Regions from separate parts of the Mus musculus genome. Here regions 2, 3, 4 and 5 are each linked to region 1. A link is a loop called in an ENCODE intact Hi-C map of the cell type or tissue named here. Cell type or tissue: heart. All regions are shown on one strand.

What was found. Hi-C counts contacts between places; a loop is a spot of excess contacts. Peaks named below come from ENCODE experiments on the same cell type or tissue, not always from the same donor. Only the 100,000 strongest peaks of a DNase experiment are listed, where the experiment ranks them.
Region 2: a loop joins it to region 1, with 6 times the contacts of the local background. A loop is called at or near these places in 11 of 42 quality-filtered maps.
Region 3: a loop joins it to region 1, with 2.3 times the contacts of the local background. A loop is called at or near these places in 3 of 42 quality-filtered maps.
Region 4: a loop joins it to region 1, with 6 times the contacts of the local background. A loop is called at or near these places in 30 of 42 quality-filtered maps.
Region 5: a loop joins it to region 1, with 3 times the contacts of the local background. A loop is called at or near these places in 4 of 42 quality-filtered maps.

What each region holds. Positions count from the first base shown.
Region 1 is chr5:24,264,099-24,269,098 of GRCm38, reverse strand. No RefSeq gene overlaps it. Among named protein-coding and RNA genes, the nearest start is that of Gm33476, 35 kb to the left of the region's middle. In heart, CTCF peaks have their summits at 2,278 (motif pointing left) and 3,458; a DNase peak (open chromatin) is centred at 2,488; H3K4me3 peaks cover 772 bases; H3K27ac peaks cover 1,470 bases.
Region 2 is chr5:24,468,154-24,473,153 of GRCm38, reverse strand. The region is part of intron 1 of Agap3 (ArfGAP with GTPase domain, ankyrin repeat and PH domain 3); the gene reads right to left. Among named protein-coding and RNA genes, the nearest start is that of Agap3, 18 kb to the right of the region's middle. In heart, no CTCF peak of the experiment used is centred here; DNase peaks (open chromatin) are centred at 1,030 and 2,353; H3K4me3 peaks cover 448 bases; H3K27ac peaks cover 438 bases.
Region 3 is chr5:24,316,962-24,321,961 of GRCm38, reverse strand. Kcnh2 (potassium voltage-gated channel, subfamily H (eag-related), member 2) reads left to right here. Exons shown (of 15, transcript NM_013569.2): 12 at 1-16; 13 at 140-326; 14 at 540-717; 15 at 1,813-2,373. The coding sequence ends at 1,962. It overlaps Gm15589 (a long non-coding RNA gene), which reads right to left. Exons shown (of 4, transcript XR_003955875.1): 2 at 2,944-3,020. Among named protein-coding and RNA genes, the nearest start is that of Gm15589, 8.1 kb to the right of the region's middle. In heart, no CTCF peak of the experiment used is centred here; a DNase peak (open chromatin) is centred at 1,971; H3K4me3 peaks cover 935 bases; H3K27ac peaks cover 2,154 bases.
Region 4 is chr5:24,358,258-24,363,257 of GRCm38, reverse strand. No RefSeq gene overlaps it. Among named protein-coding and RNA genes, the nearest start is that of Nos3, 4.1 kb to the left of the region's middle. In heart, no CTCF peak of the experiment used is centred here; DNase peaks (open chromatin) are centred at 1,947 and 2,227; H3K27ac peaks cover 711 bases.
Region 5 is chr5:24,326,885-24,331,884 of GRCm38, reverse strand. Kcnh2 (potassium voltage-gated channel, subfamily H (eag-related), member 2) reads left to right here. Exons shown (of 15, transcript NM_013569.2): 4 at 1-222; 5 at 763-974. The region is part of intron 2 of Gm15589 (a long non-coding RNA gene); the gene reads right to left. Among named protein-coding and RNA genes, the nearest start is that of Gm15589, 18 kb to the right of the region's middle. In heart, a CTCF peak has its summit at 4,927 (motif pointing left); DNase peaks (open chromatin) are centred at 2,074 and 4,734; H3K4me3 peaks cover 1,757 bases; H3K27ac peaks cover 4,921 bases.

The DNA.
Region 1 (5,000 bases):
CAGAACTGGTATGTGGCTGAGAGCTGGCTTAGACACACTGGAGGTGAGATTCTCTTGGGACTCAGAGACAGATGGCGATGTTCAAGAAAAAGCATCAAATCACAGGAGTTACCGTTACCGAGAAACAGCAGGGACTGGGGGCAGGCACAAGGACTCTTCAGTGGCCTCAACAGTGAGGTGGATGTTGGTGCTTTCCCTCCACAAACTGAACCCTGAAATTACATGGGGGTGCACTATAGATATACTACAGATATATAGTACTATATGTGTGTGTGTATGTATGTATGTATGTATCTATGTATGTATGTATATGTGTGTGTGTGTGTGTATGTGTGTACACTCTAGATAGTCTTCAAAAGCATCAGAGATACAGAATTTAAAACCACTCCATTATTAACAGAAATTTTGACCACAAGACATGTCTGCTCCCGACAGTACCTCCATCACACGTCAAAGAAGATATTGAGCTTCATTACCTCCGATTGGAGTTGCTTCAATTATGGCAAGCGAGCCACTGGATAAGAAATACTTTAATTCATTCTGCAGACAAATGCTGTCCAAAAAAAGGACCAATTGAATGTGGAGTAGTCGATTGTTAAGCGCTACCAAGACAGGGTAAGCTGTTCTTTCTTTTTTTCTTTCTTTTTTTTTAAGCTACTCTTTCTTAATTCCTGCTTCACTTAAGGTTTGTCAGATGGTTCTGGGCCAGAAGGCTGAGGACTGATGCTCCAATGCTATGAGATTATTGGGCACTGTCTAGGCAGTCTTTGCAAACTGTATGAGTTTCGGAGTCTATGTCTTTGTGCTTCCTACATATTCAGGTAATATCTAATTCATTCTCAGATCTCTGACTGGACTGAAGACTAGTTATAGTCTCATAATTGAACTTAAGCTATCTAACATTAAAGAAGATGTTCTAGACTTGAAAGGATGGCTTTCAGGTGGTTAAAATCAAACAGAATTCAGGTCAGAATTGTACCTGTACCTTTAAGTTCGGATAGATGATAGAATAATTAATTTAAATTGACAAAGATGATGGACTGGGTATTATAAGTGGATATCAACCTTATAATTTGCATAATTGTTGTAATCGTGTTCAATTTATATCTGAGAGAAAAGAGCCTTTTTAATTGAAATGTGAGAAATGTAGTGGGTTTGGCTATACTGCTTGTATTATAATGCTAATTTGGGTCCCCAAAATTGCTTGCTTGAGAGAGTCTGCATGTCCACAGGTAAGACACTGAGGAACCCTGCCCCTAGTTGGTTCTGATTGGTAAATAAAGATGCTGGCAGCCAATGGCTGGGCAGGACGTGGCAGACTGAACTAGGACTTTTAGGATTTCCCAGGCCTGGGACTGAGAACAAGAAGAGAGGGAAGATCTGCCATGCTAGAAGAGTGTGGAGAAGGGAGACACCATGCCTGAGAAGAGTGCAAGACAGAGAGGCATGGCCGCCACGTGAAGGAGCCGGGAGAGCACGGCCCAGTTGGGCAGCCCTCTGAGTCCAGAGCAGCCAAGGTAGAACACAGAATTTAGTAAGCTGTAACTCGGAATTATCGGTGGAAGGTAGATTCTATCAGTAGTGGAGGTTAGGCAGTAGCCCAGCTATTGTGCTGATTAAGACATGTGTGTGTGTTTCATTTGGGAACACAAGCCATTGAGGTAGATAGCAAACCCGTATCTGCGACTTAATTATTAATTATTTAATTCAACAATATTTGTGCACAGGACTCCAGTTCCAAGAGGCTCCATGTGGGTAGGAATTACAATTCATGATTTATAGGTACAGATGACATCTGTGGACCTCCTTGCTTGGTTTTTGAAACAGGGTCACAGTTGTAGCTTTGGCTCTCCTTGAACTTGTGGTGATCCTCCTGCCTCAGTCTCCCAAGTGCAGAGATTATAGGTGTGTGATGTCTTCCCAAGAGGTGCTTGTAAATTCTTGAGGTGAGGGCCTTGCTGTCCTTTGTCCTCTCAGATGTGGTGTGTGATGCTCAGATGCTGGGCTAGGAGGCTGTGAGGGAGACCTATACTAGCCAGACCTGTGTTTTACATATAAGTAAAAGTCCCCCGTGGAAGTTGTTATTAATGTGTTTTTTTGTGACATTCACATGAACTTGGTCTAAATCAATCCAGGATAATTCTGCAACATTTGGTCACCCTTCTGCCTCACACCTGGGGGCATAACACTTCAGCATTAATCTGTGACAGATTAACAGGGCTTCAGCCTGGCCCAATGGTGTTGACAGTTTGAGGTGTTGGGCGCCATCTGGTGGCCGCATGATACACAGCCCTAATCACAGGAAGTCTGTTTCCAGCTATTTGCATAGCAGCCCCAGCCCATTCTTTAGTCAGAACCCCAAGTCTTGAACGTCAGCGGCCTGACATGGACTCCAGGACTTTAAGACACCATCGAGCTTCCCAGCTCCTGTGGGCTCCGGAAATTGAGAGAGAGCTGTTTCTAGGAAGTGTCTGGCTGTCCTTCCCCTCCTGCCAGTTGAGAACCGGCTACTAAATAAAGATGCCATGTGACCTCCCTTCTGCAGACTCTCAGGTCTCAGAGCAACAGTTAAAGTGGAGAGGAGGCGGCTGATGACTCACTGATACTCCGGAGCAGGAAATCAACACCCAGGGAGCCTGACCCGGCAGCGGCTCATACAGAATTGATTGGCGGTGGTTTGAGCGTGGGTGGAGTGGCTTTAATGTAGCCGAGCTTATAATACTTCCTTCTGCCGACCTCTGGTAAAATCCTGAAACAGGACTGGGTATGGTGGCTCCGGCCTGTAATCTCGGTTCTCAGGAAACTGATCAAGGGGCGTTGCTGCAAAACAAAAGTCCCAAACAAACTCTGAAATGGCCGATAAATGGCTCCCACCAGCTTTCTTCAAGGTTTGGAATTGGTAGAGAGACTCGCCACACCTGACACACACGCTGCCATCCACACTGGCCACTGCAGGCGATGGGTTGTCTTCTCCCTTGGGGACCCTTTGCTAGTGGGGCTACTTAATGCTCCCTGGGTTCTAGGTCCCCCTCGGCCCTGAGTCCACTCACTCTTTGGACTAAGTGTGGCTACAAGCCTCAGAGACAAGATGGCAGAGACCCTTGGAGAAAGAAAGCACAGCTGAAAGAACCAAGGAGACAACTTCTTGTCTTCCAGTCAGGAGTAGAAACTGGAAATCCCAGATGCTAGTGGTGCGAAGGCCTCCCCAGGAGTGTTTGGGAAGGGGTGATCTGAGAACTGCTATGCTGTGGTTTGTCATGTTGGGGTCAAAGAAGCAGGTGAGGTGGGGAGGCCTGGCCATGTGGATGGGAGCCTCAGGGTAGACAGGGTGGCCATAGGACCATGGTCTCAGCTGACACGGAGAAGCCAAGCCAGGGACACAGAGACAGTATACCTCTCAAGTCTGGAATGAGAGGACTTGGAAGTCAACTAGACATTTTGCTGCTACAGAAATTGGGGTCTCAGAGGTCATGTGACTGCTATGTGACTATGCTGAGCTAGGTGGCACCAGACTCCTACCCTAGCAGAGACTCCTTGCACAAGGCTGTGGGGTCCGGGCCCTCCTTCCCTGGAGTTAGGTCCCTGACAATCCACGGCCCCTGCTCCAAAATTCTCTATCTTGTTTTGTCTTAATATAACCATGTTTATGTTTGTTTGTCTTGTGTTTTGAGCTAGGGTCTCCATGTTCACTTAGGTCGGGCTTGAACTCCTATTTCCACCCTCAAGGAAAGCTTCATAGAGAGCCCCAACCCCTGCTGCTGCTGCCGAGCCAGGGTTTCTGTCTGGGAGAACATAGGACAGGTGGTCACACCTCTGCCCTGCCCTCTCCCAGAGGCCTCTAAAGCAACAGGTTGTTGTGCCCCCCTGGTTTCCTGTTCCTTATGTAAAACAGCTTCAGGTTTGCATCTCCACCTGGCAGTGAAGGAGCCACAAACAAAATCACATTTTGCTTTACATGAGGCTGGGGTGGATCAGGGCCGCAGGGAGACAGGTGGGCGGGACACCCCCTTGCTATGCCCTCTGCTCAGTCTTCTGGCTGGGTTGTCTGCAAAGATGGCTCCTCAGGCAGGGTGATCTCTCTCAGAGCCTGGCCCCATGTTTCCTTCAGCCTGTGTTCCCACAATTGTGGAACTCGTGTCTGTCCCGGGGGAGAGTGCCTCTGTTCCTGGTGAGGCACAGGTGGGTGGATGTGTGTTGAACAAGGCTCTCCCTCCAGGGAATGTCTTCTGGTCTATAACCAAACACACGCACAGAGATGCGTCCCAGGTAACCCGGGTCTCTGCCACTGCTCACCCCCACTCTGTGGCCTGGGAGCTGTTAATTCAGAGCCATTATCAAACCAAGATCTTTACCATCTGTTACCCCAATGAGCCTGGGGTCAGATGGGACAGAAGTGTCACCTTTCCTTCCCTTTCCACCTGGGTTACGGGGTCTGGGTCTCTTTACTGAAATGATACTAGGGGAGGGGGCGGTCACTTGTGACACAATGTCCAGGTCCTTTGAGTCTGGAACAAGGATGTAAGCAAACCACAGAGTAGCAGCGGTGGGAAGGAAGGGGGGACAGGGTGTATGCCAGGTGCAACATGGTTGCCAACATGGCTGCAGCAGAGGAGCCTTGAACAAGCTCCTGGCTCGGGGCCCCAGTTCGGGGCTTTTCTTTATTAAAGGGGAGGGGCAGGTGTGTATTCCTGATAGGACTGGGCAGACCTTTCTTTAACTGAAGTGAGTGATTGATCTTTCTTCTCTGTTTGCACAATCCTTGGAGGTCCAGGGCAGTCCAAGGAAAGGTCTCTCAGTCTTTCTTGGTTGCTGGGTACTGAGTCAGCCTTCCTGTGATTCACAGTCAGGAGTGTTTGACTCTATCTTCAGACCTCTAGACTCTGGAGTCCCCACCACCCCCGTTCTGTTTCAGGGACAGACTTCTGCGGGCCATGTCTCTCTATTTCCAACTTCTACCGCGGGATGGAAGCTGGTCCTCCTGTCCCCTTCCAGCTGTAACA
Region 2 (5,000 bases), 200 kb before region 1:
CCTGGTCTCAGTGAGAACAGGCAGACAGAAAAAGCAGCAAATTCCTGAGGGGGCGGGGGCTGGGGGTGGGGGTGGGGCTGGGGCTGGGGCTGGGGCTGGGGGAATGCCTGGGAAGGCAGGGCCTCTCCAATCAAGGTGCTCTGAGAAAAGAGAGCCGGAAACTTTCAAGCCCTGGGCTGGATCTCTCTGGCCTTCTGCTCTCTCTCTCTGCTCTCTCTCGTGGGACTAGTAATTAAGAGTGGAGAGGGTAGCTGCCTCCCTGTTCCTTGTAACAGGGGTAATAGGCAGTTCCACAGAGGAGCCTTTCCCAGGACCTCAGGAAGGCCCAGGGACAGACAAAAGCCCATCACTCCTGACTTACAATTTCTAACGTAAGTTAGCCAGCTTTCTTGAGCTACACCTTAACACTGCCAAGCTGGAGCTAGAGAGGTGGCTCAGCAGTTAAACGCACTAAATGTTCCTCCAGAGAACTAGGGTTCTACTCCCACTATCCATGCAGTAGCTTACAATGGTCTGTAACTCCAAGACCTGACACCCTCACACACACACAGGCAAAGCACAATGCACATAAAAGTAAACTTAAAAAATAAACACAGGGGCTGGTGAGATGGCTCAGTGGATAAGAACGCCAACTACTCTTCCGAAGGTACAGAGTTCAAATCCCAGCAACCACATGGTGGCTCACAACCATCCATAACGAAATCTGATGTCCTCTTCTGGAGTACCTGAGGACAGCTACAGTGTACTTACATATAATAAATAAATAAATCTTTTTAAAAATAAATAAACACATAAATAAACACAAAACTGCCAGGTCAGGGGGCCCGGGGGTGGGGGGGAGGTTGTCTTGATTCACCCCTGGGCAGACAGTCCTGAGAACTGTAAGAGTGGGCTGACACTGGGGTCCAGACTGTCACAAGAACACGCCCACAGAATCAACTGAGCAGGGCTCACAGGGGCTCACAGAGCCTGCACATGCCTGAGCTAGGTCCTCGGCATGCTATGGTTGTGGGACTCCCAGTGTGGGAGGTGGGAGCGGGGGCGGCTGTCTCTGGCTGCACTTGCCTACTCTTGAGCCCCCTTTGCTCCTACTGGGTTGCCTCATCCAGCCTTGATGTGAGGGTTTGTGCCTGGTCTTGTTGTAACTTGTTATGCTGTTGTTCGGTTGATAGCCCTGGGAGGTCTACTCTGGTTTTTGAGTGGATCTGGATGAGAGGGGAAAAGAGGGGAGGGACTGGAAGGTGTGGAGCATGTAGAAACTAAGGTAAGAATGTATGAGAGAATTTAAAAAAAAAAAAAAAAGTGGGCTGAGAAAGCCACACGGAGCAGACCAGTAAGTACCAAATGCCCTGCTTCAGTTTCTGCCCTGACGTCCTTCAATGATTGATTGTGATGTGGAAGTGTAAGCAAAGTAAGACGTCTCCTTTCCAGGTTGTTAATGTCATGATGTTTATTACAGCAACAGAAACCCTAAAACAGTTCCCTGCCTTCATCTACCTATCCTGTCTATCCCACACATGGGAGGTATCTATTCTTCCACAAAAGACTAGGACTGCCCATCACAGCCCCATGCACTCCCAATGAAAATCCAAGAACAGGACAGTAGCTAAGAAGCCAGTGTCTGAGGACAAGGTGCCCAATGGGTGGCTTTAGCAGTGTGAGAACAGCTGTGTGGGACGGGTGCTAGTCGTGTAATACAGTCATACACCCGCCCTGAACGCTCTTGACAACCACGCTCTGTTCCTCCAACAGCCATCACCTACAAAGAGCAGTAAGGCTGGCATTGAAAGCTGTGCTGGACCTGTTCAGGACCAGGGCCCCACAGAACCATCCCCCTCAGACCTGTTCAGGAAAACCAGAACCCACAGAACCAGCCCCTCTTTGGGCAGCTGATTCTCAAGTGCCAGGCTGCAACTGTCTCACGGGGGCTGTGTGTATGGCTCTTTGGAAGTTTCTGAAGGATTAGTGATGAATCTCTCAAGTCCTGAGTATCCATTCTAGGTCAGGATGAACAACTGATTCATTGGCCATTCTGGGCCTCAGCCCCCTGCAGAGGCACAGGAACAGAGAAGTCTCTAGGCAGAAAGGACCTCGTGAACAGGGATGAGATACACCTTAGCAGAGGAGAAGGACAACTCCCACAGGCTTCCAGTTGGTCTCCAGTGCTTGCTACTGATGCACTGATAATCACAATGACTGACACATAATCCACAACAAATGGCAGCTGCCATTCTACAAAGGACCAGTTTTTGCCTGGAGACCAAAGTTTACATGCACCTGGCTTCCCAAGGATGAGGCATTAGATCTTCAGGTATGGCCTGTATGTTCCACAGCTCTCTTTGGCCACAAGGTGGCAGCAGAGCATCTTCCTGGCCCGGCATGCTAGCACTAGGGCCTTGGGCTGGCCACAGGTTCCCACCACCTCCATTCGGATCCCGACCATCTATTACCTCTCTTCAAAAAGGGATCCTCTGTCCAATAACCACGTATGCTACCACATCAACTTCCTAATGGTCTTATCCCATCTGCTACCACACTGACATCGGTATTCATGTCCATGAAGGTGTCTGTAACCTGGTAAAAAAATGATCTTCTTGTCACTGCCAACAGAGCCCTGCAGTCCATGACACTGTATCTAACCATGTCTCTGTGCCCAACCTTGCTTGATCTCACCTATCCCCCCCCCTTAACTATACAGTATCTATCCATCCCTTGTCCTTTTGGTCACTTGGAACTCAATGGAACTGTCCCTCCCTTCAGTGACCTCTGTCAATATCACCTTACTCCACTGTGAGATGCCTTCCTCACGCATCCTACTTCCCACTGGAGTAACCTCACTAGAGTTCTGGCAACACGTGAATTGTGTACCAGGGCTCTTCCTTAAGGAGACAGCTCCTGGTTGGACAGTCGGCTGATAGTGTAAGACACAACGCCATAATCCACACAAACCCAAAGCAGACAATCACAACCTGGGCTCAACCTCACCTCCAGCACTGCGTGTGCGATGGATCAACTTGCTTCTGAGCACATTTGTGAGGAAGACTCTAGGTGGAGATAACTCAGGTGGAAAGACATGCCCTAAATGTGGGTGGTGGCATTCCACAGACTGGATCCTGGACTAAATTAAGAGTGGCGCGCCAGAAGTCACCACTCCTGCTTCCTGACTTCAGATGCAATGTAACCAGCTGCCCCACATTCCCGCTGCCTGCTTTCCCCACTACAATGGTCAGCACAGTCAAAGGCAAACCAAGAGAAACCTTTCCTTCCTGAAGTTGCTTTTTGGTCACAGAAACACAAAAAGCAGCTAATTATAGGCACCCACTAGCTGTGTGACCACATCGGAATCTTGTTGAGCCTCAGATATGGTGTATAAAATAGAGAAAACCCCCTTTCCCAGCTCAAGCTGTAAACAGAGCAATGACAGGGTCTTTGACCCTGGTGGGCTGCAGGTGATCTGTAACTGGTGCAGCCCCACTAAGTAAGAAAGGGTGGTATAAACAAGAGGGATTAAAACCAGTGCCACACGCCCAATAGGCTAGGTAGACACTCAGGCCAAGGGCTGCAGTTCACATGTGCCAGGACAGCCAAACCTAGGCTGGTCCTCTCTACCCTCCAAGCTGGGGGCCCTGGAGATTTGAGGCCCTAGATGTAGGCCTCAGACATAACATGTGGAGACAGCAGTGTTGTGTTTGTACTTAAGACTGCAGTGGGTGGGCTCCTGATCTGACATTTGGCCTAACCATGCAGAGGACTGCTAATCTAAATCTTCACAGTGGAGCTGAAGGTGCAGCTCAGCCCTAGTTTGTTTAGCATGTGGAGTTGATCCCAAGCACAGCATAAACTAGCCACTTAAGGCACACCTGTCATCCCAGTACTCAGAGGGTCAAGACCATTCTCAGCTGTATCATGAGTTGAGGCCAGCCTGGGCCACATAAGACCCTGTCTTTAAAAACAAAGACACAAGAAGATGGCCATCTATTAGCCAAGGAGAAGCCTGTGGCAAATGTGTTCCTAGTACCTTCAGAAGCAGTGTGGCCCTGGCGGCACCTCGATCTCGTCAGACTTCTTCATTTCTGAAATATGATAAATTGCTATCTGGCTCATGGTAATTTGTTATGATTCGTTGCCCAAGGAAAGTACAAAAGAGCCCTATAGAAAAAAACCTCTGAGCTGGGGTGGTTTCTGGGAGATTCCCAGGCCCCTGCAACCTGGCAGGATTTCAACTTAGAGGCTACAGCCTAGACTTTTGGAGGTGACAACTATGCTACTCTGAGAGGCAGTGAACTGTCTAAGGTTGCACAGCCTGTAGGTACTAGAGCCCAGAAGAGGCCCAGAACTCCAAACCTTAGGCTTCCAAGTACACACACACACACACACACACGCACACGCACACGCACACGCACACACACACACTCCCACAGACATGCATGTCTCGTTGGAGAGGACCAGGACCAACCTGCTGGTTCCTCTTTATCCCAAGTCCGTCTGATCCACAATCCAGAAAGTGATTTTGCAGCAGCATCCCTCACCTATTTCTTTCTTTTTTAAAAAGGTCTCTTCCTTCAGAATTGAACACACAGCAGCCAGATGTGGACCCATACTTGTGATCCCAACTCTGAGGGTCCTAGGCTGAGGCAGGGCTGCCATGACTGTCTTAAAAAGGACAGAAGTTCCATGATTAAAACTTTGCTTCCCTTAGCTGATGTGTTTCTGTTTCTTCCCCCCCCCCGCCCCCCCCCCCCCCCCCGCGTCTGACAATGGGTACTGAACAGCAGTGGTTCTCAAACATTTGGGAGTCAAATGGGTGCCCTATGAGACCATCAGAAAACACTTTTATGAGTCATAAAAGTAACAAAATTACAGTTACGAAGTAACAGTGAAAATAATTTTTATGGTTGGGGTCACCATACAGCAAAGCCACAGCATCAGGACCTCTGACCTCGGGCCTCATGCATCCTGGGCAAGGGCTCGACCACTGAACTGCCAGCTTCAATGGGTTT
Region 3 (5,000 bases), 53 kb before region 1:
TGTAATCCCTTGTCAGGTAGGCCTGGGCCTTGGGGTGGGGGTGGGAGTGAGTGAGTGTGGGGGATGGGCAGTATGGGGGATGGGTAGGGACTGGCAGGGGCCTGACTTTCTTCCTGACCCCACTCCTCTCTGGCTCCAGGTGCCTTCTCTGGGGTGTCCAATATTTTCAGCTTCTGGGGGGACAGTCGGGGGCGCCAGTACCAGGAGTTGCCTCGATGCCCTGCCCCTGCCCCCAGCCTCCTCAACATCCCCTTGTCTAGCCCTGGTCGGCGATCCCGGGGTGATGTGGAGAGCAGGCTGGACGCACTCCAGAGACAGCTGAACAGGTAAAGATGGGTGCCCAGGGAATGGGCACGGGGTAGGCTGCACTGTGGGGGAACTTGGGGCCTCTTTGGGTTTCTGCTGATGTTTCAGGGGTGCTCTGTCTAGGACTGTCTGTGCCAGGCAGGTGGACCCTCTCCTTCCTCAGCTGCATGAGGAGGGAGCCTAGAGTGAACCAGCTATCTCCACTTCTGAGAAATCTTCCTTCCTTGCCCCAGGCTGGAAACCCGGCTAAGTGCAGACATGGCCACTGTCCTACAGCTGCTACAGAGGCAAATGACCCTGGTCCCTCCTGCCTACAGTGCTGTGACCACCCCTGGGCCCGGCCCCACTTCCGCATCCCCTTTGTTGCCTGTCGGCCCTGTCCCCACTCTCACCCTGGACTCGCTTTCTCAGGTACATTCTAGAGCCCACTCCCAGCCTCCAGCCGCACCCTCTCTGCCCCAACGACTGCACAGCTGCTGGGTGTGAAATGTGGCTTCCTCACCCCCATCCTCTTCTACCTGCTCCTGCCAGGCAACCTAAGGGCCAGATGTAAACATGATGTCTGAGCCTGGGCCTTGGGTCTGGATGCTGCCTGAGAGTGGTCCCTGCTGTGGTTATCCCCCTCTGACTTTGCCGCCTCTCATCTTGGCTCTTACTCTAGCAGTGCTATAGCCTCCTGAAGGCTGCTGGCATGTCCAGGGTGCCAAGATCAAGGCTCTGAGATAGGACCTCCCTGATCCACATCTCTTCTCTTTGAGTAACCTCCTGAAGGACAGCTGTAGCTGGGTCTTTTCTGCCAGCTCTAGCTTTGATAGGTGCTTGAAGGGGGTGGGGGTGGGGGCTCCTATGGCACCCAGAGGTGGCTTGGGATCTACTCCCACCCCCAGCTCTGCTCCCTGTCCCATATGCTGCTTGCTCCTGTTTGCAGACACCAGGGCCCACGTCAGCAAATGTGCCAGTCTCCCTTCACAGCCTCCCCCGCAGGGATCTCACCAGTAGACACGTCAGCACCCACAAATCCCTCCTGCCCGCCCTAGCGCTCTCCCTGGCCTCAGAGACCTGGCCGCTGGCCCACTGTTGTTTCCAGGGCCCCAGGGTTCTTTGGAAAATTGCAAGGAGGCACCTTGTCTCTCTCTGTCTTAGCTGCCTTCCCAAAGCAGGGACTTCTTATTCCATGTAGGCTTTGCTCCCGCTGCCCTGGCACATTCCCTAGGGAAGGGAGAGGCTAGAGCTTGGAATCCAGCTTCTCCGGGTCCAGAGCAAGGTCCTCTGTCAGGGTGGCTGTGAGTGGCTCTCAGCCCTTTCATTTGGCTCCTGCCACAAAGGTGCATTTCTTTACAGAAGTTGCAGCCTTCTTGTCCCCTCAGGTCCCCACTCTGCCCACCTAAGCCTCTCTGACCTCCAGTCTCCGCCCCTTCCTCCTCCCCCACGTTTCTGACCTCCGGTCTCCGCCCCTTCCTCCTCCCCCACGTTTGAGTGCCTTCTCAAGCTCTGTGGTCTTTGCAGGTTTCCCAGTTCGTGGCGTTTGAGGAGCTTCCTGCAGGAGCCCCAGAGCTCCCCCAAGATGGCCCCACTCGACGCCTCTCCCTGCCCGGCCAGCTGGGGGCCCTTACCTCCCAGCCCCTGCACAGACATGGCTCAGATCCAGGCAGTTAGTGATGCTGCCCACTGTGGACATGTGGCTCACCCTGGGTTCAGGGCATTACCTGACCGCTCTCCTTGGAGACCCTGGTTTGGAGGGGAGACCTGTGCAGAAGCACCTCCATCCCCACCCTTGGGACCAGCATCTCCTCCTGCAATACCCTGGGCCCCACTGGGAGGGGCAGGACAGAGCTGGGCAGTGGATGGGGGTCTGTGGTCCCCCCACTGCCCTGGGGGCATTAGCTGGTCTAACTGCCCGGAGGCACCGGCCCTGGGCCTTAGGCACCTCAAGGACTTTTCTGCTATTTACTGCTCTTATTGTTAAGGATAATAATTAAGGATCATATGAATAATTAATGAAGATGCTGATGACTATGAATAATAAATAATTATCCTGAGGAGACTCCAGGGTGCTGGTTAGCTTCAGCCATCACCTGCTGTATCTCATGTTTATGTTCTAAACGTACTTAAGTGGCAGTGCCAGAGCCTCTGTACAGGGATCCTGGCCTCTCTATGTCCAGGCCTACAGGGGTGACCAGATATCCTTCCCCTTTTCTGTGTGTGTGTTTGTGTGTGTGTGCGCGCACACATGTGCGGGCACATGCCTTCTCATATACCCATGTACCCATGTACATAAAAGATGGAGAGTGTTTCCTGGAGCCAGACAATATGGTCCTGGATTTGGGACAACCAAGCCATGTGGGCTACTTTGAGTCTGATAGGCTACTTGTACCCTGAGTGCAACCCTTCACAATCATGCTGATTTACTTCCTGGGCACTGGTCCTAAGTCAGCCCTACATGGTAAAACCACACACTTGTCCCTCTCAAATAGTTCACAAGTCCGGCATCACACCCACCTGGGTTCTCTTTGGTCAGAGTTCAGCTTCCCTACCCCTCATTGGCTTTAGGTTGACCTTGTATAGTTGGGTCTCACATGGGTCTGGCTTCCCCACTGTGACCAGCACATACCTGTGTCTAGCTCCAGGTGATCTTACCTTGATTACCTTGGTCCCTTGTGACTGTTGGCCACAGAGGAGCTGCTGAGAAGATGGAGGTTGCAAGGTGGCTCATTCTGTTGGAAGTAAGTCAAGCATATATCTTGAGGATAGTGACGATTCCCCTTGCTTATGTGTGCAGGTTTGTGTGCACTTGTGTTGTTGGACTTGTGAACACACCCTGCAGAGATGATGCCTGCATGTGCCAGGCAAAGGCAGCGGTGAGTTTTGCTATAAGGCTGGCTTATAGGTGACAGTGCTGCCAGAGGCTGCCCAGACTGGTCCTCAAGATCCCTCTCCTCCTCTGTCCCTTTGAGATGAGTATGCTAACTTTGAAGATAAGCATGGTAGAGCAGCCTAGAGACTCTCCCAGCACCCAGTCAGGAAGAAGGGAGGGACGTCTCACCTGGACCAGAGCCTGGTGATACTGGAAGAGATAAAAGGAAGAGACTTAGGATTTCCAGGTTGAGGCTGAGTGGCAGGCAGCAGTGGAGTGGCTCTGCTTCTCACTTGGTCCCTCTCTACCTGACATGTCACACCTTGTCAATTATCCATCTGTCTATTAAGTACATATATGTACACACGCACATACACGCACACATCAGGCTGCTCACAACAATCTGTAACTCCACTTCCAGGTGGTCTGATGACCTCTTCTGACTTCTGTAGGCCCCAGGCATGCATGTGCTACACAGACATACATGCAAGCACTTAAATAGATACATAAAGTAAAAACAAAATAAATGTTAAAGAAAAATAAGGTATGGCTTCTGAGAACAGCGTTGTCTACACATGTATGGTACCTCCTGGCAAACTCTTCTCTTAAAAAAAGTTATACTCTGTGTGTGTGTGTACCATAGTGATGTGTGATCAGAGGCTAACTTGTAGAAGTCAGTTCTCTCCTACCAGCTGGATCCCAGGAACTGAACTTAGGCGAGCAGGCTTGGCTGTAAGTGCCTTTTTCTGCTTAACTAATAGGTTTCTATAATACATTTTTAATTTTTAATTATTCTTTATTATTATTCTTTCATACATTATAATATATTTCAATCACAGTTTCCCCTCTTCCCACTCCTCCCCATTCCTTCCCCTCTCCCCCAGATTCACTTCTCCTCTGTTTCCCTTCAGAAAAGAGCAGGCCTCCCAGGGTTATCAACTGAACACGGTATAACAGGTTATGCTAAGACTCATATCAAGGCTGGACAAGGCAACCCAGAAAGAGGAAGAGGGTCTGAGGAGCACGAGAAATAGTTAGAGACATTCCTACTCCACTGTTAGGAGTCCTCCGAGAACACTGAGCTACACCACCATGATATATATGCAGAGGGCCTAGCACAGTCCCAGGCAGACTCAGTGAGACACTATGGTTCCTGCTTAGCTGACTCTGTGGTCTGTGTCCTCCTGGTGTCTTTGACCCTTCTGTGTTTTATTTATGTGTCAGCAGATCCCATAGAGCTATAGTTGACAGTCATGGCTCAGGTGCCGGGAACCAAACTGTGTTCCTCTGGAAGAGCAGGAAGCACCCTTTCCTGTTGACCCATCCCACCGACCTCCACATTGCTTTTCCATGCAGCTCTTATTTCAGTTGATTCCTGCCCTCATGGCCTTGTCTCCCTCCTCTCTAAACGCCCCTTTATACTACTTATATAACTTGGTTTTTTTTGATACTTTGTGGGTTCCTTTTTCTTACACCCCTTCCATCCCTTTTTTCTATCCTTTAGCCTACCTAACACTAGATAGAGGAAAAAGGATGGAGGGGAAAGGAGGTGACTACTTCCTGCTGATTAGGGCATTCAAGTTTCTCGAGACAAGTTTGATCTCTGTTGTCAGGATATCTAATTTCTTTTGCTTTGCACACAACTACTTAACAAACTATGACCAACAATGACCAACAACCAACCTTGCCCCTTGGGTCCATAGCATTTCATACTCTCTCAAAAGTCCCCAGACAGAATTCAAGTGTCACACAATCACAGAAATTATCTGCAGCTGGCAAGATCATACCCCTGCCAGAGCACGAGGCAAATCATAGTCAGCTCTTGTGGACAATCTGAAGC
Region 4 (5,000 bases), 94 kb before region 1:
ACCCCTGGGTCTCCCCACCATCTGGTTCTCACCACTGCTAGGTTCTTCTCAAGGTCGGTCTCATACTTTGTCTTTACTTGAAACCTTTAGATAAAGCTACAGAGGGCCAAGGCCAGTCTGACACACTGGCCTGTCCAGTCTCCCAGCTCACTGCTCCCAGGATACTCTGGCTTTCTCAAACAGTTTCAGGCTTTTGTGCCTTCAGGCCTCTGTTTATATTATCCCTCATCCTTGCTTTTCCTCTCAGACCAGAGAAAATCTTCCTACTCTTCCTGGGCCAGCCATAGCCTTGAGATGGCATCCCATCTGCCTCTCAGAGAGCTACCTTTTGCTGCAGGGAAGGTGGCTGACATCTAGATGTGTTCTGTGGCATGTGCCTGGTGTTCAGTCCAAGGCTCTGTTCCCAGAGGCTTTGGACAGAAGCCTGGGAAGGTCTGTGGATTCATTCTGGGTTCCCTGGTGTGCAGGCTGAGCTGCTCTGAACTCATGATGTCTGAGGCCTTCTCAGCTGCTCTGACTTTCCTATATGTCAGACTTGTATCTTGTTCTAGATTCTTCCTCTACCTCTGTTGCTTCTTTTCCTGGCCTCTCAGGCATTGCAGTAATTCTCTGAAACTTCCAATGCCCTGGTGTCTGCTTCCTAGAAATTCTGACCATTATACAGCCCCAGGGGACTTCTGCCTTCCGTAGCACAACATCTGTTTCCTTGGAATTGTAGGTTTTATTTGTTTGTTTGTTTATATTTCATGTGTAAGAGTGTTGGCACATATATGTTTGTGCACCACATATGTGCAATACCTCGAGGAAGGCCAGAAGAGGGCCTTGGGTCATCTGGATCTGGTTGCAAGCTACTATGTAGGTGCTGAGAACTGATCCTGGGTTCTCTGTAACAAGCACTTTAAACCACTGAGCCATCTCTCCGGCCCTCAGGTTGTGGACTCTAGGCAGCTTGCTCTGTGTGAAGAGTCCCTTCTGTTGCTTGGGATCCCTGCTGGGTTTAGCCAACCCCTGCAGAATAAGTGTTTCCAATTTCAGTTTTGTTGCAAATGTGTGTAGCTGTCGGGCACCCAGGGATGTGTTTTGGAAGCCAAGGCAAGGGTAAGATGGCTGGGTGAAGGCACAGGTTTAAGAGGGAGCGCTGTTCAGCTACAAGAGTAGATGTGGAGTAGATGTTCTCTGTTTGGGGCAGAACATACCAAGGAAAAGAAAAATGGAGGAAAAGAAAAAACATCCCCAAAAGTCAGAGGCAGAACCTGATTCTCCCCTCCCTAGGATGTGGTTTGTCCCTTTCTTCCTGGCCATCAGAGCTTGTGTGTCTGCCATTTGCCTGCAGCCCTGTGGAACCCTAATGCTTGACATCTTAGTGACCGGCTGCTTATATGGGCAATTCTATTGTATTTATTTAATAACTGCACTTTAAAGAGTAATATCTGAAAATTTTGTAGGTTTTAGGGCTGTAGCTCCTTGAAAGGAACTCCCAGATTTAAGTTGTAGGGCCTCAGTTGGATGAGGCTTTCCTGATGAGCTGGGTAGGAGCCCAGCTCCTCCATCCCTGTTGGTGGCAGTGATAGCGGGAAGATTAACCCAGATCTCCATCATCATTGATGCTGGTAGACAGAGTGATAGCTTTTATGGGTGAGTATGGGCCCCTTCCTTGGGTCTCTGGTGCCTCCTGTACTTCTTGCACCACCCCCTAGACTCCAATCTTGCATTTTAGCTCAGACCCCAGATGTTTGTGCAAGTCTGAGAGGGGAGTGATCCATGTGATCTTGGGGCGTCTATTTCAGGAAAAGAAGGCCCCAGGTTCAGGGTGGAAGGGCTCTAGTGTGTAAGGAGGATGGTGGGAGGTGGGAGCAGAAGGCTCTGACTACTTCTAGCCCAACCCTAAGTTGTTCAGTGTGAGCTGGAAGTGCCCCACCCTCCCCACTATGAGCAACTTCCTTCCTGCTTGCTGGCAAAGACTGGGTGGGGAGCAGAGGGAAAAGGAGGGAAGGGAGGAGGGTCTGCCAGCCTGGAGGCCTCTCTCATACTCAGGATGTAACTCACGCTGTGTGGGGGGCGGGGGGGGGTCTGCTCTGCTTCGAGATTTCACGGTGGGGCTAGGCCTTCAGGAGGATGTTGGGATATGAGCCAAGGAGATGCAGGTGCTAACTGCAGGCAAGGAAGGGGTTTTTGCTGTTTTGAAAAGGGCTGCGTTGTTGGCCTTGGGCGCCCTCTAGCTGCCGTTGTGATTCCTAACATAGCCACATGAGGGAAGCAGAGAGCCAAAGAGAAATGATCTGTGCCAGTAAGACTGGGGTTGGACTTGAAACAGCCAGTGACAGACCAGCCTTGGGTCTCTGACTTACTGCTGTGTCCACAATGGCCTTCTGAAGTGACTCACTTGGCCAAAGCTCCTGCTGGTGAGTCTATCTGCAGCCCATTCCCAGAGGAAGTGAGTAAGGGTCCCTCTGAGAATAAATCTCTCCCTGACTTCCTTGCACAAATCCTTACAGGGCCTGGCAAGCCACAGCTAGGAGTGTGGAGCACAGATACCACGACTCCTGTTAGAGAAGGCAGTTTCTACAGCCCAGGGAGCCAGGGAATAGACCTTAACTCGGAACTGCCCCTAGCCTACTGGTAGGCTCCCTAGGGCAGGGCCTGGTGAGTTTCTTGTTCTCACCCAATATGCTCTGGAACCATATCTGTCTATTGGCTCTCAGCCTCATGGGAAAGTCTTGTGGCACAGAGCCTCTTGGAATCCTCTGTACATGTCCTGACAGTAGCCACTAGCTTGGGGGCTCCTGGGATCCATTTTATAGAGACAATACTTGTGTTTAGAAGTGCTCCACTATCGTGGCCCAATCATTGTCTGAGGAACCTGCTCCCTTCCTTTCTTTTTGGGGACAGGGTTTTACTTTGTACCTACAGGTTAGCTACAGCACAGGCTGGCCTTGAACTTGAGATTTTTTTGTTTGTTGTTTGTTTGTTTTTCAAGACAGAGTTTCCCTGGATGTCCTGGAACTCACTTTGTAGACCAGGCTGGCCTCAAACTCAGAAATCCGCCTGCCTCTGCCTCCCAAGTGCTGGGATTAAAGGTGTGCGCCACCACTGCCCGGCTGGACTTGAGATCTTTTTGCCTCTGTTTCTAGAGTGCTGTGTTACAGGTATGTGCCACCAGTCTCAGCTAAGATTCTACACTAACAACCAGGATCTCAGAACAAAAATTTGGTGGTGGTGGTGAAAGACAAAAGTGTATGTGTGCACAAAAGTAAGTATATATGTGTGTTTGCATGTGTGTATGTATATATTTATGTGTGTATATATGTGTATGCATGTGTGTGTGTATGCATATGTGTGTGTATGTTTGTGTGTGTGAGAGAGAGGCTGTAATATACATGCAAGCACATATGTGTGCCCATGACCGGTGAGTATATCCTTGGGCTCTCCAAAACTTATTTGAACCCAAACCCATTGCTGAGGATGTGAATGTGAATTTTTACCATCCACAGGGACCTGAACATGCTCTTCATTCTTGGTACCTGGTGTGAGAATGAGTGTTTGGGGCCAGGCTGAGATCTCCTGAGTGATGACAGGCAGGATCTCTGTCTCAGGTTTTGGGGACCCTGCATGGAACTCTATCACTTGCCAGTGCAAGGCTCCAGGATCCACCCAGACCTGGGCTAGACAGCTGTCAAGGACATGTTCAGCTCTGCACTGTCTCCCGTACTCTTTCCCCCAGTCCCTCAGGCTGGCCCAGTTTTCTGGTGTGGTTGCTGTGGTGCTGGGTCCCTTGGGAACCAGGATTTTAAGTATCAAGTATGCCAAGCATGGAAATTCCGTAGCAACCAGCCCTGGAGATCAGCTGGGAGGTGCGGTGCGTCCTAGGCTTCCTGGGTGCCCAGGGGAGGGACTGAACCTCCTTTCCACACTAAGGAGAGAGGAACATTACTTAGAGGCCCTGCAGGTGAAAAGACAGGGGCATTGTGACCACAGACACGGAGGAATTCTGATCATTCTGAAACTGTTGTCTCAGTTTTTAGAGGAAAGGTGTATTTTGGCATACGGTGTTAAAGGTTCCAATCCATCATTAGTTAGTTGGTTGCTTTATGCTGGTGGCCGGATAGCAAATCCCAGATCTGATGAACGAAGCTGCACACTTCATGAGTGGCTGAGAGACAGGGTACTGTGGTGTTTCCATCCTGTCCTTCCAAGTAGACTCCCACTTATACAGTCCTGATGCTTGCTGCTGCTGAGGCTTAGGTCTTCCTCTGATTCCCATTTTGAGCTTGGGTTTCCCGAACCCAGACTACTCTGACCCCTTTTCTAGAGGAATCTGAAATAAATGGCATTATGTCTCCTGGATTCAGAAGGCAGAGTGCCCTGGGATCTTTCCTTTCCAGGGTAAGCAGGACTTAACTCCACACTGTGGTGGGTTTCTGCTGTCACCTTTCCGTAGCCACTGGCTGGGCTCACTGGTGATTTCCAAAAGAAAAGAGATGGGGTCTTGACCCCGGTTTCAGCCCCACAGTATTCTCCTCATTTATGAACATCTTTTCTTCCTAATTGACTGCAGCTCTTCAAGGTCAGGGGACAGACTGCAGACCTCATGTTTCAGTGGGCGACTTGTATACTACAGTATACACGTGGAAAGTTATGGGTGGGCTGGTAAGATGGCTCAGCAGGTGAAGGTGCTTGCGGCCGAGCCTGGTGACCTGAGTCTGATTCCTGGGACCCACATGTTAAAACAAAGGACTCCTGAAGATTGTTCTCTAAGCTCTACATGTGGGCTCTAACCTGGAATTCCACACACTGATGAATAAATGAATGCAATGATATTTTGGGAAGTGATAGGTAATTGTGAGTCAGGGGATGACAGGGTCAGAGGTTATCAAATTGGATCTTAAATCTCTTCTGTGGTCGTTAGCATTTGATGCTTAGAGACTCGTGGAGAAGGGATGGTTCTCTTCAGGATACAGAGCTAGTGGTAGATCTGTCTTCTCACCCTCATGCTTTCCCCA
Region 5 (5,000 bases), 63 kb before region 1:
TGGTGGGCCCGGGGTCTGCTTCACCAGTAGCCAGCATCCGAGGCCCTCACCCATCGCCACGAGCTCAGAGCCTTAACCCTGATGCCTCAGGTTCCAGCTGCAGCCTGGCCCGGACACGCTCCCGTGAGAGCTGCGCTAGCGTGCGCCGCGCATCATCCGCGGATGACATTGAGGCAATGCGGGCTGGAGCGCTGCCCCCTCCGCCCCGCCATGCAAGCACAGGTAAGGGTGCAGGCCTGCAATCCCTACTCCAGCCCCTTGCTTCCTGCCTGTCTGCCAAGCCTGCACCGTCCCAGGCCCCTCATTTCCTCTCTCCCTCTTACCTCTTAGGTGCCTGGGAGTCTGGGAGATGGAAATCCCATTAAGTACTTATTTAATCTCATTAAGTGGCCTTTTACTCTATTAAATGTCCATTTATCCCTTTACATTCTTCTACTCACAGAGTCCTTGCTGGCCCACTGGGCTAGCTGTCCCAGGATATCCTAGAACAGGGATAGCCATGGAACTGGAAAGAGACAAGAGAGATTTAGAGGTTCCTAAATCTATCTGATCTCTTTTATTCCTTTCTCCTGTCTTTTTCTCAAGTGACATGTTTCCTTAAAACCCAGAGAGGTCTTGCTTATTTCCATGGCCTTCTGAGCTACCTCATTCTTGTTATCCGACCCCCTTGGTCCTTGTCATCGTAGTATTTTTGTCAAGTGGCCTGGCTTCCTGTCATCCTCTGGCCCATCCACCTGACCAAGCTTTGTGTCTCCATCCCAGGGGCCATGCACCCCCTGCGCAGTGGCCTGCTTAACTCCACCTCAGACTCTGACCTTGTACGCTACCGAACCATTAGCAAGATACCCCAAATCACTCTCAACTTTGTGGACCTCAAAGGCGACCCTTTCCTGGCTTCACCCACCAGTGACCGGGAGATTATAGCACCCAAGATAAAAGAGCGGACCCACAATGTCACCGAGAAGGTCACCCAGGTAGGTGTTCAAGGTGCTCTCTGCTCACCTGAGAGGAAGTTGGACCTGGGGAGGAGGGGCAAAGTTGGGGGTTGGAAGGCTAGTCAGAGAGGGAAGCTGTGGGGGTGGCTGGGGAAAACACCCAGCGTTGGGCTACAAGAACGGAGTTTGAGATGAGAAGGCCTGTAGAGAGACAGAGGCTGCTGGAGAGGGAGGGACGAGGCTTTTAGGATGGGCAGGTGTGGGTGACCAATAGACAGGGTACAAGGTAAAGATGAGATACTTGACAGAGACACTGTGAAGGCTGTGATGGGTGAGAGAAGGCAGCTAGAGGGACGAGGAAGATGCATCCAAGAGCTCGCTGGGGCAACAGGAGTGGGCTTCAGTTAGAAAGGACACATAAGTCAAGGTCAGGCTGGGCTTGAGTCCTGTAGGCCAGAGTGGTGTATCAGATGGGCTGGGGTGTCTGCTGTGTTCACCTAGTGTGGAGAGTGGCTGCCTTCTTTTGTGGGTGGGGAGCACTGCTAGTGGGTATAAAGCTATCAAGGGTCAGAGAAGAATAGCAGCGTTTGACTTCTGTAGCCTGTTTTGAGGGCTCCTCTGGTCCCTCTGTCCCTCCTAGCAGTGAGGTGGCTCACAAGACCACTGCCTACGCAGCCATAGCTGCTGTCCATGTTGGCAGTGGTGAGGTCTTAGCAGGGAGAATCCCTGGAGAAGAGGGGCCTGTTGTTCTTAGCTGCCCCCATCGCTGCTGCCCTGTGAGGGAGCTGCCCAGCTCTGGGCTCCCTTGGCTTGCCTTCTGGCCATACTCCCGTGCCTCTGGCTTTCTGGGTTCCAGCTGCCCCTTTGCATTGCCTCCAGAACATGACGGTCACCCTGGAGCCTTTATCTGGTTCACGCTTCTCCCTCTCTGGGTCCTACCTAGCTCTTCCCACCTGGGTGTCTGGCATCTGCCCAGTTCCTGGACCCAAAGTGCGTATGCCTTCGTTGTGTGAGTCTCTGCCTGTCCGTCTGTGGACTGCCTGAGGTGCCCCTGCCAGTCACCTGGCGTCTCTCCATCTCTGGGTGTCTCTGCCTGACTGTGGCTGGCTCGGCACTGGACTGGCGGGGCGGGGGTGTTGGGGAGACCATTAATCTGCGGTGACAGGCCAGGCTGCCGGGTGGAGGGGGAGGGGCTAGGGCTGCGGGAGCGGCTGCAGCAGGAACCTAGAGCGGGCTGCAAGGGAGGGGGCCCGCTGGCCAGGCACGGGGCAGAGGGCGGGCACGGGCTGGGCGGGGGGAGGGGAGGCAGAGTGGTGGAGTCGGGGTGGGAACCTGGCAGGAGGAGGGGCTGGCCAGCAGAGGAGCTGCGGTTCCCACCGCGGGTGCTGGGCTGGCGGCAGGCGGGCAGAGCACAGCACCCTGGTAGTGGGGGGCCCACACCAAGGGGCCATGTGCAGCAAGAGCCAAGCAGGCAGCTGTCCATACTCACTGCCTAGGTGACCCCAGCCCCAGGGCCCAGCCCCAGCCATTCTGGCTTCATGCCAGAGGCAGTTCTGGCTGCCAGTCGGCCAGCCTTGGGCTGGCAGCCTGGGCTGGGACTGCTGCTGGGGCACAAGTGAGGCCCTGGCCGGGCCCTGGGGCCTTAGGCCAATCAGGCTTGGGGGAGCTAAGTCCTCCATGGCGATTCCAGCCGGGAAGGAGAGCAGGACAGGGGCTCTGCAGCCCAGGGCCCAGAAAGGCCGGGTGAGGCGGGCAGTGCGCATCTCCAGCCTGGTGGCCCAGGAGGTAGGTGATTCCCTCAGCACCCTATTCTTTTCTTGGGTTGGGACACTGAGGCAGGTGGGAGTATGGCCCAGAGGGCTCTGGCTGCAGTTGGGGAGAGGGCTTCTGAGAAGCAGGACAGGTTGGGAGTTCTTCGGTGTGGCCCACCGCTGAGCTCCTCATTGCTCTCCTCCTGGCTGCTGGCTAGGTTCCCGGGGTTTCCCTTGCCTTGGCAACCCCTTTGCTATGGCTCCTATGGCCCACAGTCTTCTAGTTTAGAAGGTGAAGAAAGAAATGCTAGGAAGCAGTTAGGTGTCCAGAGAGGATGATGGGGAGATGGAGAGAGTCAGGAACCAGTAGGCAGCAGCTAGACCTGACACAGAGGTGCTGGGGCTCCCTCACTCTGACACTGTGGTCAGCAGTGGAGGCTTGGATTACTCTTGTGGGTCTCAGGGGAGAAGGGATCAGAGCTGCTCAATGGGCAATGAGGGCAGACTGAAATGAAGCATTGGGTCACCTCTTTAGGGCATCCTGGACCCCTGTCCCATCAGCTGGTGGTTGCCTCTCTACCCCACTGGCTCTCCTGCTTTAGAACCTGGAGGTAGCTCTGGGTGATTCTGAGAATCCCACCCCTGCCAACATCACTGTCCCTGACTCCCTCTGTTTGCTCCTCCCAGTGGGGGAACAGACACAGGTGAGAGTTTTCCCTTCCAAGGTGAAGATTCAAGGTTGAGTCAGTCTTCTGTAAAACAGCAAATCACAGGGGATTATAGACCTGGCCTAGAGCCATGCGGTAAGTCAGTGGTTTCAGAGATAGGACTGGCCCTTGGGTAGATTGAATTAGCAGGTTTGGGCCTTGTATCCCAGACTTGCTGGATATTTGAATGCAAATGTGCACTGGGGCTGTGGGCAGACTTGGTGGAAAGGGTCACTGCTGTCTGTGGTGGTCCAGTATAGCTCCTCAGGCCTGTGCTCAGGCACAGAGATGGGTCCTATGGAGTAACAGCCACCCCCCTGTTGCCCCTTGTCTGTGGGGTCCTAGCCTGCTCTTTTTTGATGGCTTGAAAGGTCACTAACCTCGTGTATTAGCCCTGTGTTTTAATTAAGAAGCCCTCAGTCTGAAGGCAGGGTAGACCTAGGATCCTCCTCCGACCAGGGCCTGGTACTCATCCACACCCCATCTCTTTTCTTGGAAGTCTCTGTGTCTATTCTGGGGGGGGGGTCCTTAAGATCCATCTTTCTTACCAGCTCCTTTCCCTAAGATGGTCTCTAAACAGCACCACCTATGCAGACAGGCTCAAGGGATTCCCACTTGAACGTGAACGAGACTCTTTAGGACTTCACTGAGCCCAGAGACCTGTGGTTATGGAGCCTGGGACTCAGGACTTCTGGGACAGGGCTAAAAACTCTGGGGTTGGGGAAGGCTTCGGGTCTTGCTGCAGGCATGGAATGGTCAAGGCTAGAGGGGCTGAGGAAGGGATTCTAGCTGACTCAGAGGTCTGCCAGAGAATTCTCAGGGTGGGTGGGCAGGGGGCCTTCTGACACCCGGGAAAGCTAGTTCTCCCCAGGCAGGTTTGAGAGCAAGATTGCTGGCTGTGCTGTTGCCCCTGGTCCCTATGGTGGGCTGCCTTTGCCTGGATGCTGAGGGGCTTGTGTCCCCCATCTGAAAATGGGGTTCCGTGTAGGCCAAGAGTGCATCTCTGAGCCATCCTGGGTATATCCCTCTGTATTTTTGAGGTGCCTGGGTTGGACTCTGTCCCTTGTGTCCCTTTGTAAGAGCATGGGAGGCTAATCTGGGTTAAGGTGGAGAGAAGCCTGAGAAAGAATAGCAGCAGGGAGAGGGTTTCTCCCCTTAGGGAGGCAAAGGGGCCTGAGAATGGTGGCTGGCGTCCCTGGACAAGTGGTCTGAAGTGAGGGAGTGGCAAGGACTATTTTATGTGTTGGAACTCTGGGCTCACTGCCCAGCTGGGAACTGCAGTCCTTGGAACATATTCTAGACTGAGATGGTGTGTGTGTGTGTGTGTGTGTGTGTGTGTGTGTGTGTGTGTGTGTGAGAGAGAGAGAGAGAGAGAGAGAGAGAGAGAGAGAGGCTTTTGGGGCCGTGGGGCAAGATTGTATGGTGAGAGTTGCATTGTGCAATCTGAGGATCTAGACTGTCTTGTGGTGGAAACAATATTGGGCCTTCCTGCATGATGACCCAAGTTCATGTATTTTGGGTACTGTCAGCTGGTATGTCCCCCTGCTGGCTAGCATTCTGGGAACTGGAGTACCTCGGTTTGGGGAAGTCAGTTCTATGGCTACTTG